2 separate regions of the Homo sapiens genome follow, and region 2 is linked to region 1. A link is an interaction called in ENCODE POLR2A ChIA-PET data of the cell type or tissue named here. Cell type or tissue: MCF 10A. All regions are shown on one strand. Region 1 overlaps NLGN1 (neuroligin 1). Region 2 overlaps NLGN1 (neuroligin 1).

What was found. Peaks named below come from ENCODE experiments on the same cell type or tissue, not always from the same donor. Only the 100,000 strongest peaks of a DNase experiment are listed, where the experiment ranks them.
Region 2: POLR2A ChIA-PET joins it to region 1 with 5 read pairs; 2 of 35 experiments call an interaction of 5 or more read pairs at or near these places.

Annotation. Positions count from the first base shown.
Region 1 is chr3:173,930,437-173,934,436 of GRCh38, reverse strand. All of the region lies in intron 4 of NLGN1 (neuroligin 1), which reads right to left. Among named protein-coding and RNA genes, the nearest start is that of NLGN1-AS1, 12 kb to the right of the region's middle. In MCF 10A, no CTCF peak of the experiment used is centred here; a DNase peak (open chromatin) is centred at 1,596.
Region 2 is chr3:174,098,970-174,102,969 of GRCh38, reverse strand. All of the region lies in intron 4 of NLGN1 (neuroligin 1), which reads right to left. Among named protein-coding and RNA genes, the nearest start is that of NLGN1-AS1, 180 kb to the right of the region's middle. In MCF 10A, no CTCF peak of the experiment used is centred here; no DNase peak of the experiment used is centred here.

The DNA.
Region 1 (4,000 bases):
CAAATGCAAATGTTTACTATTGACGTCATTATTCACTTTTTCTTGCAACCGCTTCATAAAACAAAATGAAATAAACAAGTTAGATATCAATTATTTTATTATTATAACATAATAATGGTTTATTATTAAATAATATTAGTATAATATTAAAACTACTACTAATATTAATACTATATAGTATTATATACTATAATAGTACATTATTATTATTATTGTAACTTAGATATTCGTGTTTTTTTACCTGCCACAGAATGCAAAACACCCCAACTTTTTTAATGATTCTGGAAAATTGTTAGATGTTATTTAAAGTTCATTTACATGTAGTTATTTTATTGCACATATGGTTTTTCTCTAATGATATTATACAGTTTTGCAAAGCAATACAGTGTCTTTTGCACCTCTCCTAATACTAATAGCACTGTGTATCATTTAGGTGTTGAAACATTTCTCCTTCAATGAGAGGAATATTTCTTTATTATTATTTAATAGAACATCCTTATTCACTTATAATATATATTAATACAAAGGACTGTGATCTGACAGATATCTTAAGAAAAAAATTACCCAAACCAAACTGAACCTTTGAGGTTGAGAGATACATGTGAGATTAACATTTATGAAGTACATTGAGAATTTGCTTGATGTTATTCAGAACAAAGAAATAACCTAGTCACTGCCTAATGGGATTTGTGTCTAAATTAGGGGAAAGTAAATAAAATATCAGAAGAAAGCTCAGTTGATTTATCTGATAGTCATTATCATTTCATCATATGTTTCTGAAAGAGGAAATAGAAAAGACCAGAAGGAAGAACTATGTCAAATCTGACTCCTCTCAAAATCCTTGGGGTCTTCCCAAGTACCAGGGATCTGAATAACTTGCCATTTGCGGCAAGCTAAATAAACTGTGTCTCAGATACCTGCTATCTTTAATTGTCAACCAAGATAGATACCCCTCTGGCCATTTTTCTTACACTTTTATTACACTCTCTCTAGAATCCCCATCTGTAGTCATCAAACTCCCTTAATCCACAGATCCTTTGAAGTTCTGGCCTTGACTGAAATGGTTCTTATTGTAAAGTCTCCCACTAGTGGAGGCTCATATTTATCTTTTGAAGATCTAGTGGTGGGAATCAGCCCTTCTCTCCACAATGAGGCTTTGTAATCATTACTTTTCTACCTCCTCTCTCCTGCCATTCTCTGAGCTTCTAGTGTTTCACCGGAGGTGCCCTTCTGAATAGTTTGTTTGCCTTCTTATCTCTTTCATATTGACACCTATTTTTCCCATTCAATTACTTAATGACTCTCAAAATAACATTTTTCACACTTCACTGAGGCCTCTCCTACTTTCTCTTAAGGTTTTCTGAGCTTTTCTGTTGCCTGTCTCAGAGTTTGCTTGTTTAGGACTTCTTGTGATTCTTTGAGTATCTTCCAATAAATCCCATCCTTACCCACCACCCCATTACCTTTATACATAAATTAATATTTCTTAATTTCAGATGGCTTATGCCAAAAGAACTGTGGCAGATATTCTTACACTTACACATGAGCTAAGCTATAATACAGCACCTCCTGGGGCAGCCAGTGTCTGGGATGAGTCACATCTAACTGACTCTTCATATATGCAAATCAGCTATTCCCTGGCACTCAGCAAGTCACCCAGCCAAACAGCCTTCAAGAGGGCTGAACACTTTAATTCTCTTTAGCCTCTAAGAAATTTGATGAAACCATCACTCTCATCAAGATTAGCAAAGAAAGAACATTTTAGTCATTCCACAAAGAATCTGGTTACACACCCTAACTTCTCAGTCACTGTAGGTGCTGTTACTATCTGAACAATTCTCCTGAGCAATAGTATTAAAGCTAATTTCTTTCTTTCTATTCTCCAGATTTAATTTGCAGACAAATCCTACCACACTTTTTTTTTTTTTTTAAATAATGTGCACCTCCTTTCTCTCTCATAGACAGATGTCCTAGTTAAGTACTGGTTTGTTTTCTGCTTACACACAACTCATTGCTCTTCAGCATCCTTGAATTAATCATATCAGAACATTTCCCTATATAACTCAAGCTTAGTGATAACACGATATGAAAGAGGAGTTATAGATTAATTTATTTCTTATGAAGCAACTTAAGGAAAAAACTGAAAACTAAACTATTGCCACAATGACACAAGACAATTTGAAACAGTACCATTTTTAACTTGATCACAGTGGAAACAGGACAACTGATTACAAATAACTGAAAAAAATAACCAAATAGCTCATTTAAGATTGATCCTGTGTACCCACATGCTCACCTAGACACAAATGCATTGAAAGAAGAAAACAGAACAAATAAAATAACTCTTATCTTTCAGTAATGGAAACCCAATCCTTCCATTTGCTCTGGAAAACAAAACAAAACAAAACAAAACAAAACAGAAAAAAAATTAAAACAAAACAAAACAGAAAAACACCTTAAAGTCATCTTAATTCTGCTTTTTTCTGACGCATCTCTCATCCAAACTGTGAAAAGATTATTTTGGCTGTACCTTCCAAGATAATTTATACTCTCAGTGCTTCTTACTACTCTTAATGCTACTACCCCTTCCCAATTCACCATTTTCTCTCACTTGGATTATTACAATAGTCTCTTAACTGGTCACCTAACTCCACACAGAAGCCAGAATGATGCAGTTAAATATAGGTCAAATCTTTTCACATTTCCTCTCAAAACTCTCTAGTGATTTCCTTCCTTCTACCCAGGCAAGGTAAAATTCTTCAATGATCTAACAGAATTTGGCTTCCTACTCTCTGACTCTATTTCTACTCACTCTTTCTCTCATTCACTTTTCAATCCCTCAGTTATTGCTGTTCCTTCAATATCCAGGACACACTTCTGCCACAGGGCCTTTGCAATTACGATTTCTTCTGCCTGGAATGCTCTTTCCTAGATAGCCACAAGACTTAACTTTCTAGCTTACTTCAAAACCTGTCTTTAAATGATCTTTCCTCATTGAAGCCTTCCATGACCAATCTATTTGAAAATAGGGACCCAAGCCCCCTCCACCCTGTAACCCTCCATGTTCCTTATGCTACTATGCCACCTCTATGCTTTGTTTTTTCTTCAAAGCACTTCTCACCCACTAACATTTTAATTTTTATATATTTATGATGTTAGCTTCTTATTGACTTCCCCTGAATAGGACATAGGCTCCATGAAGGTGGAGCCTCTCATTTTGTTTTGTTTATTGGTTCCTCCAGAGCCCCTAGAGTGATGCTTGGAAAATCATAGGTTTTCATTCAAAATTTATTGACTGAGTTTCTAATAGAAGCAATGAATGTAAAAATGTCAATATAACTAAGCAATCATAGAGATTGAGATTAGGCTCCATAAATGTACTGAAATGAATACTAGCAAATTACAATAATGGATAGTTTCATGGTGCTTTATAGTTTACAAAATACTTCTAAATATACACACACTCTCTTTTCTTAAAAAGACTGTGAGTGAGGAGGTAGTACTATTTTCTCTTTATAGGTAAGAAACAACATCAGAGAGCTTAGTGACTTACTGGAGGCCACACAGATTTTAAACAGGCCACCCTGACTTCTTGAACAATTCTATCTCCTGGAGACTGTATTTCATTACCTACTCCAAGAGAACTCTCTAGACCTTCAAATCTCCTCCCTAATTCACATAATTATAGGGTGTTTAAAAGACACTGTGTTCTCTTTTATTATGAAGACTGGACTTCCGAAGCACCAGGATGAATATGACAATTGAATTAACACTTCATTTTCTTAATTCGTATTTTGGGGTACAAAAGACATCCTCTAAACTCTATCCTTCTTTCTTAGATTATCTCAGTCTATCCTGGTTTCTTAGCTAGGGTGAAATAGCTTTTCACCTACTTGTATTACATTACCTTAAGTACTTAAATTTCATTTTCAATGAAACCCTGTTTAATGAATATTTATGAGTATGTCCCTGCAGTGTTCATTCAATGTGTAGACTTCCC
Region 2 (4,000 bases), 170 kb before region 1:
TAAAGTTGCTTCATTTACTTCAAGTCGGAATCTCATTACCAGTTCAATTCTCCAGACTCTCCTCCATCTTAAGGTGGTGCTTAATTAGTGTAGACGTAGCAATGAAGGCAAATAGGCATGCTTATTCTTCCCCCACTTCTCCTGGCGAATCTAATAGACTATTGATTTTCCATCCTCAAATAGATCAGGCACCATTCAATCATGATATTAACTGTCCATTAACTTGAATTCCCTGGGCTGTCAGAGAATTCATGGGCTGTCAACACTATCAAGGCCATCCAATCAACCAGTCAACAGCCAGGTAGCACCTGCAATTGGAGAGCTTTTGAAAACCGTGCCTAAAATTCTGTTCTTCGTTATTTTTTTAACCAGAAGAGTTTTTATTCCTATCGTCATTTTTCTTATTTAGCATTTGAATACGGCTCTCATTTCCTAACAATTACACTTGGAAAGAGGTGTTTGCGTTTGAAAGGTTGATTGTGTTATCTGCTGACAAGCCATAATTTTACTCAAAACTAATTCTACCCCTTTTCCACATCTGTAATATTTTGAAAATAATGTGACACTATAAACAGTTAGAATTTGTCAAAGCAAATAGATCCTTCTAATTTTAGAAAAAAGATCTTTATTAATTTCGACTTTAGTTTTAAGAGATAATTTTCGTATTAAAAAGCAAAGGAAAAAAAATGAACATCTTATACCCCCCCATGTGTGAATGTGCAAGAGTTAAACCAAGAGAGGGAGAAAAAAAGCTGGCTATGATTTTTTATACTACATATCAACCTAAGAGAAATCACATTCAGCAGTACATTTGTCAGTGAAAAGAATGGCAACCACAAAGGCCTCTTTGGAGGGTGGAAAATCTAAACTTATGCATATAATTGTAGAAATACTTTTTTGTTATTTTTAAGTACATATCTTTCATTAACATATTTATTATTTGATGAAAATGTGGTGATCATGCCCTCTGTCTGAAGTACTACTCCATAACACATCTTTCTTCCTGCTGAAGCCCTATTTAAATGTCATTTGCTCTGTGAATATTCCCTGATCTCCCGATTGGAAATAGGGTAATTTCTTCACTGTTTTCTTTGTCCTTTTGGGGAGCACTTATGACACACAGAGAGTGGCTTACATTAAAAGTACCTTTCTTCCTTTGAGGACAGATAATATGTTTTCATTCATTTTTTAGTCAGTCAGTCATTTTTCTAGTCACTAATCCCTTTGATAACTATTTATTATGAATCTATAGTGTGGGCACTATTGTGCGAGGGCCTGCGGAAAAACAAATAAAAGACAAAGACACGTTTTTGACTTTAAGAGGTATACAGTCCTGTGAAGGAAGTAACATATCATTAGAACACAGTGCTATTGCTATCATTAAGTTTTTAAAAAGCTGTGATTCATTGAAAGTTGTTTACAAAATTAATTGGGAGGCCATTAGGCTGAGATGGCTCCAGCACTTTGGGTTCAGACGTAAGCTGATCAAACCTAACTCAGTGTAAACAGTAAAACGAAACTTCAGCTGAACCAACCAGAAACTGCCAACTCATCTCTGACTAGAGACCTGAAAGCTACTGTTCCAGTTTAAACAAGCAAATAGTTTCTGTGTATTAATTCCTCAAACACCTTATACAATTTTTCGTCTCATGCTCCTTTGGTGGAGTCCAAACTGCTTATAGTTTGATTTGCCTGATTCATGAATCCTCGTCCGAAGTAACTCTTTAACATTTTAATGTGCCTACATTTATCTATTAACAGAACCTAAAATGTACCAGGTGCTAAGCCATGTACCTTACTTGCATGGTTGAATTTAAAAATCAAAAAGTACCAGAAGTTAAACATCACTGTCCCAATTTTATAAGTAAGAAAATCAAGGTCAAAAATTTTCAGCAACTACCTATGTTGATATCACATAGTTGACAGAAGGCAGACATGGGTTTTGAAAATAGGCCTGGCTGACTCCAAAACAGTTATGCTCTTGGCCTCGTACTTGCTGCAGAGGGGAAAACGGAGCCTCTAGAAGTATGATGGCTGTGGAGTGTGTCATCCAAACCAGGATGACACACCCCATTGTGAGTGAAAGGGAGTGCTAAATAAATGAAATGTTGAGAAAATTGACATAAATTGAGACTTTCTCTGGTGAACTAGAAAAAAAATGGTCACTTTACTTAGAAGGGGCACCTTTCTTACCCCTTATGAAGATCTTAGAAAGCAGGAGGCAGAAGGTGACTTCTTAATTGAAATGAAGGGATTTTGAAGAAAAAAAAAAGGAAACTTCCTTTTTAGTGATAAACTGCAGCCTATGTGAAGCCTGGTGGCTTAAGAGAAGATGGCACATTGGAGAAACCACTTTTAGAGTTCCGTGTGGCTGGAAGCCAGCATGTGAAGTGATGGGGTGAGGGGAGAAGTTGGGTTATACATCAAGCAGACAGAGACAGATCCTAAGGGGGCTTGTGGGCCACACTGAAAGGGTTTAACTTTAGGCAAATGCCTTGGGAAAGCAAAGGCATTGAAAGACTTTAAACCAAGAGAGACAAGATGAGCCTTGTACTTTTGGAATATGTTTCTAGCAGTGGGGTAGAGCTCAATAAAATATGTTTAATTAAATTGATAAAAATAAGTGAAAATAATTATACTTTACGGTGAACATTATAGAGTAGCTAAAATTAAAATAAAGTTTTTTTTTTTTTACCATAGGTATTTATTGATACATGCAAAATTTCAAGCCATGTTGAAAGATTCCTTAGTTGTCTATAGCCTCTGGCATCACACAATGGAAACAAAAATAACAGCACAAGATTACATTTTGAGTTTTCGTTTCGAGTCAAACTCTGAAATATTTAAGGAAGTTTTTTTCACCTTATTTTGCTCAATGAGGAGCAAAAACCCCATATTTAATTCATGTAAAACCCAAACAAACTAAATTATACTTTCATACATTTCCACAGAAAAATCAACAAGCCGCCAAGGGTCATGGCAAAGTTCTCAGGCACGTCTTTAAAGATGATGCATCAACAGTGACAGCTGCCACAAGAAATCCCTGACTCAGCAAAACACATCAGAACTGCATCCTGTCCACACGTGGACGTCGAGAAACACTCTATTGCCTTGAGAATGAACTCTACAGGTATTTTCACAGTTTATCTCTCTTTGAGATATAAGAATTAACTAACAAGTTTTCTTTTCACAAGAGGGCCTATTTTTATTACTGCATTCTTTTGAACTTTTTTTTTCTGAAGTTAATTAAGCCTTCCCTTTGAATTACTTTACTATGTCATACTAAAAGGCTAAAATGGTGGCACATAGACTGCCAAGTTAAAATAATCACTGATTTCTATCACTAAATAAGTTTTAATCACTTTCTATAAGTGTTTACTCAGATTTGGAATTATATTCTCACCTTTAATCCTCAGAAGTCCAGGGAAAGCCTTCAATAAGAACTAATATTGTTACGCATTGCTATAAATTTCAACAAAATCTGTGCATTTAAGTCTATTTTTGCAGTGAAACTGGGGCATTGTTAAAAATGCAATATCAACTAAAATTGACCACACATATCTTAAAACCTGGAGATCATAAACAGCCTTAAACACTGTGAATTAGCATATGCATGTTATCTACAGCAGCAAATAATATTGCAATTTTAAAAAAGTCTTAGGTATAAATTATAATTCATTCACGATGCTTACAAATGAATTATCATATTCAGATCTAACTACATATTTATGAGATTCGAGCCAGGTGTTTATCATCTTCAATGTATAAATAATGCAAACGGGTTCTATGGCATAGCTGGGACTAAAACGTCTGTTGCATAACTTCTACTGTTTTCCTTTGCACATTGGCTTTTTGATTTATACATTTGTTGTTAAAGACTGTTTTGATTTTAATAGAAATGTCCAGTTTTAATAATTTATCTTCACTATGACTATGAGAATTTCACAGCAGGGAGCCCAACTTAGTTGATATCTTAATTTTGTGGCATTTTCATTGGTTT